2 separate regions of the Homo sapiens genome follow, and region 1 is linked to region 2. A link is a loop called in an ENCODE intact Hi-C map of the cell type or tissue named here. Cell type or tissue: A673. All regions are shown on one strand. Links, peaks and the distances in the headings refer to the core of each region. The heading gives the core; the rest is flanking DNA.

What was found. Peaks named below come from ENCODE experiments on the same cell type or tissue, not always from the same donor. Only the 100,000 strongest peaks of a DNase experiment are listed, where the experiment ranks them.
Region 1: a loop joins it to region 2, with 2.2 times the contacts of the local background. A loop is called at or near these places in 1 of 110 quality-filtered maps.

What each region holds. Positions count from the first base shown.
Region 1 is chr2:72,197,713-72,200,631 of GRCh38, forward strand. The region is part of intron 20 of EXOC6B (exocyst complex component 6B); the gene reads right to left. Among named protein-coding and RNA genes, the nearest start is that of CYP26B1, 51 kb to the left of the region's middle. In A673, for the core only: a CTCF peak has its summit at 1,444; no DNase peak of the experiment used is centred there; H3K27ac peaks cover 667 bases.
Region 2 is chr2:72,514,050-72,516,968 of GRCh38, forward strand. EXOC6B (exocyst complex component 6B) reads right to left here. Exons shown (of 22, transcript NM_015189.3): 9 at 994-1,077; 10 at 585-631. Among named protein-coding and RNA genes, the nearest start is that of EXOC6B, 310 kb to the right of the region's middle. In A673, for the core only: no CTCF peak of the experiment used is centred there; DNase peaks (open chromatin) are centred at 952 and 1,812; H3K4me3 peaks cover 1,690 bases; H3K27ac peaks cover 2,500 bases.

The DNA.
Region 1 (2,919 bases), core at 208-2,707, 320 kb before region 2:
GTTGGAGGAGACAAGGAAGACTAAAATGTGATCACAAGGCAGGTTTTTCAAAATCAGTTGCCTTTAGAGACCAGGCACACAATATAAATGAATGAATCAGGCAGATGAAATATGATAGTGGGTAGTGGGGGCTATGGAAAACTAGAGTACATAATCCTCCTAAAGGCATTCACATTTAGATGTTTTAAAAACATTATGCCAATCACTCATTGGGCCATCAGTCTGAAACTTTTGTATAGGGTTTTGAAGCTGGATAGGACACAGGACAGAGCAAAGAGGAGAATGTTGGATATTGCCCCATGATCTACATGCCTCTCACATTCCCAGAGCGTTCTCTCATTGGCAGGGTATACCACATTAATTAGGGTCATTACCAGTCCTAACTTTTGCCCACCAGCTGAGCTGACATATATGTCCCACAAAGAGGACATAGGGCCAATATGAAAAGAAACATATTTCAGGTTCAAGCCAGTGTTGTCAAGCCTGCTTAGAACACCATGTTTTCAGATGAGCTAAACAAATGGCCTTCAGAACAGATCCCAAAAGAACTCTTGCCTCCAAGGAAAACCAACAAAGCATTAAGGGCCTGCTCTCTCACAGAGCAGGCTGCCTCCTCCTTTTCCCCTTTCTCTACTAGCTGGGTCCATTTTGAAAAGGACTTTTCAGATCAGGCCAAGTAAAATTATAAGGCAGAGAAAAAGAAATTTATAGATATTTACTGAGAACCAAGTGTTGGCTAAGTGACATATGTTTAACTTAGATAACGTTATTGGATCCTTTACATAATTCTGTGAGATAGGTTATTATTTTGCTAGATGTGAATAAGAAAGTAAATAAATAGCAAAGTAGTAGTAAGTACAAAGTAAGTAGTAAGTACAAAGAAAGTAGTAAATAGCAGGCCTTAGATATGAATTTAAGTCTCTTTAACTCCAAAGCTACTAGATTTGAAGTTAAGTCTCTTTAACATCCTTCTACTATGCCAAGAGCTCAGGTCTGCACTGTTCCCCATAACTGTTCTCATTCCAAACAAAAGCAGATGAACCAATACATCTCTGAGTTCTTTTGTATGTGTCTTTTGCTTAAGCTATGCCAGTACTTACACAATTCAACAGGAAACAACACTGAAATCAGATGACTACTAATCTGGGGTGCATGGGTCAGGAAAGTCCAAAGTGGGGACCATATTTAAATCCTGGTATGAGGCAACTATGACTGTGTGACAAGGGCTGGTTGAATCATTGCCTGGCTTTCCTAGCCTTTATTCATGTTTAAAGCTGGAAAGAACCTCCAAGAAGAGCAGAGCAGAAACTCAATGAGATTCCAGGAAGCAACAGAATTCACTAAGGGAACCACATGAAGAGAGAGTGGTGCAGTAAGTGTGAATATCAGACGAAAGAACAGAGTCCCACCCAGAGCTGGCTAGTGAGTCACTGTGATTTCTGACAACCACTAGGCTGTAATATTGAGCCACACACCACGGAAGATTGGAAATTCTATTTAGATTTTCAAGGTGATTTTATTAGACAGCTGACTTAAAGGGTAAGGCTACCTTACAGTTCAGCACCACACTCAATTCCAGGATCCTCAAAGGCAATGCATACAAGCAGGCCCAGTAGGTAAGTGCTTGCTAAAAATCTTGGCCAAGTCTAAGAAGCAAAACTTGCTGAAGACTATTCAGAAATACGTGTTTGTATTTGGGAGGATGGGGAAAGTGAAGAGATATGTCTTAATTTTTCTCTTTGTCTTTGCTCACTATGAATTTTTATAGGCAGAGGGTAAGGCTGGCTACGGGCCTCTGGCAGGTTTCAATGACCAAGGGCAGTTAATGCTCAAAGAAACAGTGAGGTTTTAAATTACCTAAACCCTAGTAGGACAAATAGCTTCCTCTCCACCGCCATTCCCCATCACCATGAATACCCTTCCTTTTCTATCAGAATCTCCTTTCTGTCCTCATGCCAGAAACTGTCACAATATTACTTCTCAGAATTCTCATCTAAGGGATCAAGCATCCTACATGAAACAATTTTTGCCCGAATTCTGCCTGGCATTTTCAAAACATCCTGAAACCCTAGACCTTTTAGTTTGTTCCATATTATCTGTCTTTTGGTTAACAAACATACCATTAGTCATCCTGCTTTCCTTTGGTAGCTGCAGACATATTCTTTCGGCTTTTGGGAGGTTTTTATTTTTATTTTTATTTTGAGACGGAGTTTCATTCTTCTCACCCAGACTGGAGTGCAACGGCACGATCTCGGCTCACTGCAACCTCCACCTCCCGGGTTCAAGTGATTCTCCTGCCTCAGCCTCCCGAGTAGCTGGGATTACAAGCGTGTGCCACCACCCCCTGCTAATTTTTGTATTTGTAGTAGAAACGGGGTTTCACCATGTTGGCCAGGCTGGTCTTGAACTCCTGACCTCAGGTGATCCGCCCACCTTGGCCTCCCAAAGTGCTGGAATTACAAGCATGAGCCACTGCACCCGGCTTGAGAGATTTTTAGACTTCTGAAATAGAAGAGAGAAGACCAGTACTGTAGCCCTGGATTTGTCATTAGTAGCCTTGCAACTCAGGATTCCTTCTAAAACTCACATTTACTGATGACCAGATATCTAATGTCCCTCCAGCTCTAAGATTCTAAATCTAATGAATTTCTTTTTAAAATAATTTTTATTTATTTATTTTTGGTAGAGACAGGGTTTTGCTATATTGCCAAAGCTGGTCTCAAACTTTTGTTCTCCCACTATCTTGGCCTTCCAAAGTGCTGGGATTACAGGCACAAGCCACTGTGCCAGGCCAGTGAAGCTATGGTATAGAGAGTAGTTCTTAGCATTTAGCAGAAATGGGACTGATAAAATGATAGACCGTGAGGAATTGTAGAGAACTGTACTATTATTTCATCTTGCACAGGAGGAAACTGAGGT
Region 2 (2,919 bases), core at 325-2,824:
TGTAATTCCGTACCACTATATACACCCTAGATGAGGGTGGCAAACTATATAGCCTATGGGATAAACCTAGCCCACTGCCTGTTTTTATAAAGATTGTTTTATTGGAACATAGCCATGCTCATCATTTACGTATCATCTATAGCTACTTTTGCACTATAACAACAGAGCTAAGCAGTTGTGAAAGAGACCATATGGCCTACTAAGCCTAAAATATTTTACTATCTGGCCCTTTTGGAAAAAGTTTGCCAACTTTTGCTGATTATTTGGTTCCATTTACCAAAAACAAAGAAACAAAACATCAAGTGTAATAAGATTACAATTCAATGTTTTTCTCACTTTATCCACAAAAATGCCCTCCAGCAATATAAAGTTGAAACCAGCAGGGTGTTCCTTTTAAATCATTAGAAAATCAAAAACAAATCTTGTCTTAAGGATTAAAAAAAAGAAAATGAAAAGAATTTCCTAAGGAAAACCTGATTTATTTTTCCAACATTCACAACTCTATGTATGGAAAGAGTATAAATTTCAATAAATAAATAAATAAATAAATAAATAAATATATATATATATATATATATACCTACCCTACAATTTGATTAAAATACTTCCTGTAGCCATCTAAAGTTTCATGCTGCAACAAAGCAAAGAAGAAAAAGTTATTGTTTCTGTTTTGTTACATTAAGACTAAGTTAAAATCAGTCACTTAATCTCTTAAGGCTCAGCTCCCTAGATGATATCTGATAAGGTAAAAATAATAATATTATCTACCAATGAAGAGGAAATATGACAGCACATATCTAGTACTTAGAACAGTGCCAGACACACAGCAATCAATAAATGTTTTCTTACTGCAAGTCACATCCACCAAAAGTGGTCTCAGAATGACAGTAAACACACACACACAGACACACACACACACACACACACACACGCATCAAAAGACATCAAGGAGGAAAAGTAAAAATGTGAGAAAAGTGAAGATGGTAATCCTACCATGTTAGATGGAGGTTGAAGTACCAAACGAGCCTGTTTTCGCCTCTGTTTTCGGTAGTAATTCTCAAATGTTTCCCGGGCACCCTGTAAATAAAGAAAAGAAAATGGGTTGACACAATTGGACCAATTACTCTTTTATTTCAAGGGAAAAGAGAAGGTCCCAGGTCTGGAATTTGAGGTAGTATCACATTTCTCAAAATCTGCTATTTTAACATTGATGATAACAATAGAAAATACAAATAACTATTACCATGTATTGAACCTTAGTTACAAACCTGTAAGGATGTGTACAAAATATCCTTACAAGGAACCTACCAGAACTTAATCACCAGCACACCAAAGCTGGTTTCTGAATCAACTGTCTCAAATTCACAAGAATGCAGGGAAACCAACCTTTCCATAAGTTATGATAACAGGTAAGAAAATGCTCCTTAAAAAACTCACAGAACATTCCAGAAGAAAAACATCAAGAATAAAAATGAATCATGAACAAAGGGGCAATGGGAAGCAGGAAAAAAGCAGGAATTGAGAACAGTAAATTAGTATTCCCCCTTAGGTTATAATCCAGCACAGGATTAAACCCAAAAAACAAAAACAAAAGCATGAAGATTCCTGGTGCACAGCCCCACTTTTCGTTTAGGGTTTCTGGGCTTAAAATGAGAAGTGCTCTACATAATAATATCTGACTCATGAGCTGTGTACTGGGTTGAATAGTGGTTTCTCCAAATTCATGTCCTTCGTGGAACTTCAGAATGCAACCATATTTGGAAATAGGGCCATTGTGATGTAATTGGTTAAATTAAGATGTGATCCTATCAGTGGAGGGTGGGACCTTAATAGAGTATGTCTGGTGTCCTGAAAGCCGAAAAGAATAGACACAGAGACACATGGGGAGAACACCACGTGATGACAGAGGCAGAGAATAGAGTGATGCAGCTGCAAGCCAGGGAACATCAGAGATTGTTGATCACCAGCAGGCACTAGAAAAACACAACAAAAGATTCTACCCAGTCTCAGAGAGAAAATGGCCCTTATCATGCCTTGAGTTTGGAATTCTAGCCTCCAAAACTGGGATAGAATACATTTCTGTTGTTTTAAACCACTCAGTTTATGGGGCCTTGTTACAGCAGCTCTAGGAAATGAATACAAACTCAGTGTGTTTAGATTATCACACCCCACTTATTACTGAATTCTTCTACTTTTATTTTTACTTTTATTTTTTTTGAGACAGCATCTCACTCTGTCACCAGGCTGGAGTGCAGTGGCACAGTCTCGGCTCACTGCAACCTCTGCCTTCTGTGTTCAAGAGATTCTCCTGCCTCAGCCTCCTGAGTAGCTGGGACTACAGGTGTGCGCCACCATGCCCAGCTAATTTTTGTATTTTTAGTAGAAACAAGATTTCACCATGTTGGCCAGGATGGTCTCGATCTGTTGATTTTGTGATCCACCTGGCCTCCCAAAGTGCTGGGATTACAGGCCTTAGCCACCACGCCCGGCCCTGAATTCTACTCTTAATCCAAAGCTTTTCTAAATAAATAAGAGTAAAAATGAAAAGAGAGAATACCAGTGGTAAAGAGAACTGACTTTGGAACCAGAGACTATTATTACATTTGAATAGTGACTCTGCCCCTTACTAGCTGTACAACTGCTATAAATAGCACTATAACTTCCTACCACTAATTTAAGTTCCACTATTTAACTTTCACTAATAAGTGTGCCATGGTTTTCTCATTTGTAGAGATGCCAACATCATATGGTTGTAATGAGGATTTAGAGGAGTTATAAAGCTCTTAGAACAGTATCTCATGCAAGCGCTTATTTTAAAAATAAATAAGATAAAATCAATGATTAAAGTAAAAGCCCTGCCCACCTAAAAAAAGTATAAATGCCACGCAATACCTAGTTTAGTTTTCCTCTGCCTTCCTG